Linked DNA regions of Mus musculus: region 2 is linked to region 1. A link is a loop called in an ENCODE intact Hi-C map of the cell type or tissue named here. Cell type or tissue: left cerebral cortex. All regions are shown on one strand. Links, peaks and the distances in the headings refer to the core of each region. The heading gives the core; the rest is flanking DNA.

Region 1 (4,017 bases), core at 926-3,425:
CCTTATGGGGTTAGCTAGTCTCTGCCAAGTTACCCAGTCTGTCTCTTAGCTTCCTCATTGGTAAATGAAGATAATAGAACTACCTGGTAGGAAGAGTAAATGAGTCATCATATGGGAAACACTTGCAACAGTGCTTGGGGCAGCATGAGAGCTATACAGTGCCAACCATTTATCACTTGGGAAGATGAGTATTGTGCCAGGGCCTTTGAAGCCTGAGTAAGAAGCTCTGGCATTGGCAAGCAAAAGCACATGACCTTGGCAAAATTGCTTAATTTCTCTGGGACTATTTCATTTCTTTCTGTATGATAGGAAGGCAATTATATCTTTCTGCTTACCTCACAGGGCTGTCATAAACACCAGAGAGGTAATGGATGCGGGATTATTTCAGACATTCAAAGTCTATTATGAATAAGGAACCTTACTAGTGTTATTTCCGTTTGGATTGTTTGACTTGTATATAATTGGGGCAGTTTTACACCTTACTCTTTAACACAGAGAATCATGAGGAAGGGAGCTGGGTGGTGATTGGTGGTGCACACTTCTGATCCCAGCACTGAGTAGCAGAGACAGGGGGCTCTTTGAGTTTGAAACCCACTTGGGCTACAGTGAAAGGATGGCCAAGGCTATACAAAAAAACTTTGTCTCAAAACAAAACAAAACAAAACTCATGGGGACAGAAAATATAAAATGATGATGGATTGGCCAACCAAACCCAGTTCAAAAGTCATGGGAACTGTTTCATGATTTGAAGAAATACCCAGAACTCCCATGGATTAAAATGGATTACAATGGGAAAGGTAATAAATGGAGGCAAAGATATCTTGATTCACTGTATTCTACCCATGATGGGCTCTGACTACTCACAAGCCAGGCTAGGATGAAATCTTATCTCAAGGACTTTGCACTTGGACCTTCCTCCATCAATTTTTGTGCAAATAACTCCATGGCTCATCGACTGTACACACACACTCTCTCTATATATATGATTAAGAGCTGTAGGATCTAGCTTAGTGGTAGAGCTGCTTCCTGGCATTCGTGAAGAGCCAGATTTTATTTTCTAGTACTAAACTAAAACCTGGACCTCGGAGTCTGCGTGTGAATGAAGATCGTCACTTACAAGATGCCCAACTTTGGTTTCCTTGCATGCCAAGGGGGCTTAAAAAAAACAAACAAACATACACTTCACGTTTTGAGTTTATAACCAGCATTACTGTATTATGGGTGGAAACAGCTTTTGATGGTGCACGGTATGTATCGAGCAGCAGTTAATGCTAGGTTGTGACGGTTATGCTTTCTTTCTATAATAAAACCCTTTTATCCTTTTTATTAAAAATTTTCATACAATATATTTTGATCGTGTTTTTCCCTTTCCCAACTCCTCTCAGATTCTCCCAACCCATTCAACTGTACATTCTTCTCTCTTAAAAAAGAAAGAAAGAAAGAAAGAAAGAAAGAAAGAAAGAAAGAAAGAAAGGAAGGAAGGAAGGACGCTGGGCAGTGGTGGCATAAGCCTTTAATCCCAGCACTTGGGAGGTAGAGGTAGGCGGATTTCTGAGTTCGAGGCCGGCCTGGTCTACACAGTGAGTTCCAGGACAGCCAGGATTAGAGAAACCCTGTCTTGAAAAAACAAAACACCAAACCAAACCAAACCCCACCATCACCACCAATCTACAAAAACGAAAATCAAGACCAACAGGCAAATGACAAATATGACAAACAATGTCCAAAACAAAACAAAACGTCCACAAAAATACCACTGAGTTTGTTTTGTGTTGGCCAACTTCTCATGTAGCAAAAACTGTACATCCGCAAACTGCACGACTGACAATCAGGAAGAGCACGCATGCTCGGCCCGCCTCTTCCGCCCACATGACCCACACATCCTGGCTTTCCAACATGGCGGCGCCCAGCGGCACTAACTACACGTGAGGAAAAGCAGGCACCGGAGCATTGGAGAGTACCGCGTGGGAGTAACTTTCTCCTCCGCAGTGCCCGCGGATCCCTTCCTGTCGTCCTGAGACCCTCGCGGGCCGCTGTCCCGCCGCAGCCATGAAGCCAAAGCCACTTTCGCACAAGACCGAGAACACATACCGGGTGAGCGCGGGAGTTTGGGCCCGGAGCCGCGGTTCGCCCTGCCTCTGCCTGACCAGCTGATCGCCTTAACCCCAGGGCCTGCAAGTCCGGGCAGAGCCGGAATCGCTTGCCCGGGGCTCTGGCGAAAATGGGAGACTATGCCAGTATAAAAAAAAAAAAAAAACATTAGTTCGCAGGGGAGTGAGGAAACTTGAATTCCAGAGTCCGCCTTTTAGCGGTGAGATCTGGCCTGTCTGGGCAACTCCCTTCACTCCAGGCTCAAATTGATTGGCCCAGGGGATCGTCTGCAACCGAGTCCCCCTTCTAACTTTAAAGACTGAACAGAGGAGGGTAGAGCGAGCTGGCAAGTGGCGAATGACTTCTGCTGGCTACTGTTGTACTTTATAATGCCTTTCCAAGCCCTTTTGTAACTGAGTCTGTCTGTTTTTAAAAAATATACCTGTTCCCACAACTTAGCGAGATCCCTGTGCTTTCGGTGTGGTGTGAAAGCGTTCGTCCAGGTTCCAGTCTGTGTGGAAATTGTATTTGATAAAACATAATGTAGGAGGTAGATCGGTTGGTGGAGTGTTTGAATAACATTCAGGGAGCCCTAGGTTGGATCCCCATTAAAAACAACAACAGTTACAACAAAAACAGGTGTGATGGCTAAATGCCTGTTACCCCAGACCTGGGGATGTAGAAGCAAGAGGGTCTGAACTTAAATTTTAAGGTCATCGTTGGCTACATAGCCTGTTCCAAGGGTACTTAAGTTAAAAGAAAAAAGAAATACAGATGAAGTAAGTTATGCAAAAAGTACAAGTATTTATTATCTTCAAGTAGTAACTGCTTTTGTTTAGAGTTCTTACATTTACCTTTTGTGTTTCATAAGTAATAGCTGCTCTTATTTTAAAAAGTTACATATTTTATGACCAATAGAAACCACGGGTCTGAAATGATACGCTAAGGGTACTGTTGTTTGTGGTGATGGTCCAGAGGTTGCTCACTGAAGCTCTAAAACGTTCTGTGTTCAGAATTTGATGTGATTATGGTGTAGTTTTACTCCAGCAGATATCAAAACCTGATAAGCATTGAATGCTAATATGTCTTAAATATGCTTTTTCTCTGCAGTTTCTTACATTTGCAGAGAGACTGGGGAATGTGAACATTGATATTATTCACCGTATCGACAGAACTGCAAGCTATGACGAGGTAAGAGGGAGTTTTAAATTTCTCTCACCAATGTAAGTAAGCTGTTTTTCAAGCCATTTGTAATGTACATGCAGTGATTTAGACCTGTGTTGTCTAATTAAAAAACCACACACAGCAAATATGTTCATTCACTTTAAACCTAAATCCCTCAATAGCTATATGCAGCTAGCTGGAATCATTCGAGAGGAGTACCATACCAGATGGTGCATGTTCATCCTGGCCTTGTTCAGTCGGATGATGCCGTGTTGAACTTGACTTGGCTTGACTTGATTCTCAATTGGGTTTTGTTACTGGAAACTCTTCTTTTCTCATGTCCATTGCGAGTGGGTCTACAGACCTGTACTTTTTGGCAGCTCCGATTTTAAAGTGATTTTAGTGAAATCACTTTCCTGGTGTTTAGTTCCTTCCTCTCGAAGATACTAAACTGCACTTTTTTCTGGTTCTAACCACATACCTGCCATCTTCTGTGAAGAAGGGTTTTCCTTTTTGCTGCACCAAGCCCTTAGTGCTTCTGCTAGCCTTTCTTAAAAGCCTTAACCCTAACCTCAGTCTTGTTAGCGTTGACACCTTTAACTTGGGGTTTCAACCTCAGCTCTTCATCTGTTACTGAGCAGATTCTGTACCGAGTCTTTGCCAGCATTGTCTTCTACCACGTTAGCATGTTGAATGATAACATCTAGACCAGCATAAAAGGCTTTGAGAACTCAGTGAAAGGAGCCTTCTGAGAGTGTCAGA
Region 2 (4,017 bases), core at 1,029-3,528, 800 kb before region 1:
TTTTAGGGTAGTATACCAAACACACAGTGTGTCATTAGGACACAGGGTTTAATGTTTAGATTTCTAGCATCAATGGTTTTTGTTTTGTTTTTAAACCCTTCTGTGCTATGATTTCCTCTTTTATATAAATATTGTTTTTTCAAGACAGGGTTTTTCTGGCTGTCCTGGAACTCACTCTGTAGACCAGGCTGGCCTTGAACTCTGAAATATGCCTGCCTCTGCCTTCCACCCACTGGGATTAAAGGTGTGCACCACCACTGCCCGGCAGATTTATTTATTTACTTTAAGTACTTTAAGTGTCTAAGTACACTGTAGCTGTCTTCAGACACTCCAGATGAGGGAGTCAGATCTTGTTATGGATGGTTGTGAGCCACCATGTGGTGGCTGGGTTTTGAACTCAGGACCTTCGGAAGAGCAGTTGGTGCTCTTAACCGCTGAGCCATCTCACCAGCCCTATATAAATATTTTAAATGACGTATATATGTGTATGCCTGGGTGCAAGTTTGTATACCTGAGCGTAGGTGCTCTCAGAAGCCAGAAGAGTGTGTCAGGTCCTCTGGAACTGGAGATCCAGATCACTGCAAGCTGGTAGTGTGGATGCTGGGAACCAACCCTAGGTCCTCCATAAGCATCCACACCACCACCGAGCCACATCTCCAGTCCAGGATTTGCTCTCTTAAAAATAGAAGCACACAACGTTCGTGGATGCTCCTGCTTTGGAATCAGAGTAAATATTTACATGGAATGAGTTTAAATCTGTGTCTTTCACAACACAGAGTAAGTTTTCTCAGGCAAATTATGGGTCACAACGTCCCCAGCACAGGGAGTGTGGTAAAGTGTGTGAAGTTCCTGGAATGGCTGCTGTAGATTGGTAAGTACCCTTGACACTCACAGTGCAGGGTGCCTTCAAAGGGCTTGAATGAAAAACAAATATACAATTTGTTACCCAACACAATTCGAATGCATTCATTTTTCAAAAATAAGCTTGTTGCAGACTCAGAATTGTGAATTTCTTGGGGCACAAATGTGAACAGTCCAGGACCTGGACCCCAGGTTTACACTAAGTTGGGCAGGCAGCTTGGTAAGCAGGCAGAGAGAGAGAGAGGGGGGGGAGAGAGAGAGAGAGAGAGAGAAGAGAGGAGAGAGGAGAGAGAGGGAGGGAGGGAGAGAGAGAGAGAGAGAGAGAGAGAGAGAGAGAGAGAGAGAGAGAGAGAGAGAGAGAGAGAGAGAGAGAGAGAGAGAGAGCCACCAAGTAGGCTGCAGCTGGGAGCCAGGAAGCCAACACTTGGGCTAGTCTAGGGAAGGTCTTCACAGAGGAGACAGGGCCTGCCTGAGCTTGGGCATTCAGAGCACTTTTAGAAGGGTGCTTGTGGTAATAGGGTTACGGAGGAGCCACGTTTTCTCAGAATTGGAAATCCTGGGCATGGGATTGGTTGAGATAACTCCCCAAGTCCTTCTGAAACCAGGGGTCCTATTGAATTGACCAAACTTGCTTATCTTCATCATTGTTATTTATTCTATTATTGTTTTGACTTTTGGAGACAGGGTTTTGCTGTGTAGCCCTGGCTGTATTGGAACTCACTCTGTAGACCAGAGTGATCTTGATTTCCCAGAGATCCGCCTCCCTCTGCTTTCTGAGTGCTTTCTGAGTGAATTAAAAGCATGCTCTAGTACCATCTGGTAATATTACTTTTAAACACGGTCTCACTATGTATCCTAGGCTGGTCTGAAACTTGAAATCCTCCTGCCTCAGCTTCCTCAAGGGCTGAGATCACAGGAGTGTGCCACTGTATGGGTTGGGCAATTAACTTTTGTTTCACATTATAGCCCAGGCTGGCCTTGAACTCCTGACATTCCTCTTGCTTCCATTGGTCAAATGCTGGGATAAACAGCATGAACCATGGACACCTGGCTTTGGATAATTTTTCTATGATCTGTTGTGTGTGTGGTGTGCATGTGTATATGTGTGCGTTCACATGTGTGGGCATGCATATGTCTGGGTATAGACAGTTGGCACTGGGCACCTTTTTCTATCCCTCTCTGTCTTCTACTCTGAGGCAGCATCTATCTCACTTTAGCCAGCTTGCTCTGGAGTTAACCCTGTCTCTAGGGTGCTGAGCTTACAGGTGGCCACCATGACCTGGGTATTACAATTCTGGTCCTTATGCTTGTGTGGCCAGAGCTTGTGCCTGTTGGACCATCACCCCAGCTCTCTTTCAAAAACTTTTGATGAGAAGGAAAAGTGGAATTAGTGTTGGATTAAAATATTTGGCATTAAGGCAACAGCAAAGCAAATACCGAAACAATCGACAGTGTCGTTTGTATCTGACCATTGATATTTTGAAATATTTTAAATTAAAGTATTTTAGAAATTTAAGAATTCACAGGGGGTTGAAACATTTTAGAAGAAATAATATTATTTGAAGTCAGTGGCTAGCTGATTTCTGGGGGAAACTGTATATGCTGTGAATCTATTTAATCTACAAACTACCAGAAGGTGTCGCTGTTTCCCAAGCAATTCACATTAGCCTGCTTCCAAGGAGCGCTCATCCTTGTAACATAAAGAACCCTGAGAAAACCTTGTCAGGGACATTTTGCTGTGGTTAGAGTCATTAGAAGAGCCCCTCAAGAGAAAGGCTTGTGGAAGATGTGTGAGTTTCTTCCTCATTCTCAACCTGAAATTATCTGGACACTCAGGATTTGTCATACCTCAATAACAGCAAAGGTAGCTCGCTTAGCAGGTGAAGGAGTTTGCCACCAGGGCTCCTGAAAACCTGAGTTTGATTCCCGGTATCCACATTAGGTAGAAGGAGAAAACCGACTCAGGCAAGTTGTCCCCTGAGACACGCATACACACACAAACACACACACACTCACTAAATTGGAAAGTGAAGGCGATAAAAATATCTCAACATGCTTTGTAATCCTGATCTTTTGGTAACATTTCAGCATGCTCCACTCTGTCCCAACTGCACTTATTAAATTTACCAGGGTTTATAATTTATTTTGGTTCTGGATGCCACCTAAGTATCAACGAAAATTTTAAAAGTCACTCTGCATGGAGCATAAAGCAAAGCCTTTCCCCCCACTATGATTTAATGACACATGGCCGGAGGAACCGATGTCTCCCCGTTTCCTCAAAAGGAGGGGACAGTGATTCATGGTACTTACCAACCAGTATTTGCACATAGCCCACAGGTAGCTGGTGGTTCAGGAGAAAGAAGGACAATTCCACTGTTGTTATCACTGGAAACTAGAGTACCATGTTAATGTGTTTTGTCCTGGAGAGCCATGTCTCTAAACGGAAATGAGAGACAACCAGGGAGCAACCAAATGAACGAATGATTTGGGTTTACTTGTTTTTACCTTTTGAGACAGGCTCTTACTGGAAAAAAGGCCCCGAAAGCCCCAAGCTTGTGGTGATCCCCCTGCCTCAGCTTTCTGGGTGCTAGAATTAAAGAAACATGCCATTACCCTTGGGTCATAAGTATGAGTTCTTTTATAATAAAACCTTTGGAGTGTGAGTGTGTATGTGTGTGTGTGTATCTGTGCGTGTGCACTTGTATGTGTGCACATGTGTGTGTTCAAGAGTGACTGTGTGTGTGTGCACATGTGTGTGTTCTTGTGAGTGTGTGCCCACATGTGTGCATGCAAGTGTGTGTGTGAGATGCAGGTGTGTGTGTATGAGATGCCATGGTGATCATGTGGACATCAGAGAACAGCGTTTGAGAGTCAGTTTTCTTCCACCTTGTTGAGTCAGAGTCTGTCTTGTTTCTGCCATCCTGCCATGGGCCTCTGGGTAATACTTCTGTTTCCATCTCCCATCTCCCCAGAAGAAGACTGGGGTAACAGATGCATGCCATACCACCAGACTTCTATCTAAAGCATGGGTTCTGGGGTCGAAGTGGGGTGGTCCAGCTTGTACAGCAAGTGTTTCTGTTGAGCCACGTTGCGAGCTCACGAGTGTGATTCCCACCCCGTCTCTGCCTGATGCCCCAGTACATCAGAAGTCATCTC

What was found. Hi-C counts contacts between places; a loop is a spot of excess contacts. Peaks named below come from ENCODE experiments on the same cell type or tissue, not always from the same donor. Only the 100,000 strongest peaks of a DNase experiment are listed, where the experiment ranks them.
Region 2: it touches region 1 in a loop (3-fold over the local background); 3 of 42 quality-filtered maps call a loop at or near these places.

What each region holds. Positions count from the first base shown.
Region 1 is chr10:88,824,683-88,828,699 of GRCm38, reverse strand. It overlaps Utp20 (UTP20 small subunit processome component), which reads left to right and starts at 1,886. Exons shown (of 62, transcript NM_175158.3): 1 at 1,886-2,094; 2 at 3,202-3,282. The coding sequence starts at 2,050. In left cerebral cortex, for the core only: no CTCF peak of the experiment used is centred there; a DNase peak (open chromatin) is centred at 1,879; H3K4me3 peaks cover 1,727 bases.
Region 2 is chr10:89,628,777-89,632,793 of GRCm38, reverse strand. No RefSeq gene overlaps it. Among named protein-coding and RNA genes, the nearest start is that of Slc17a8, 9.5 kb to the right of the region's middle. In left cerebral cortex, for the core only: a CTCF peak has its summit at 2,492 (motif pointing right); a DNase peak (open chromatin) is centred at 2,513.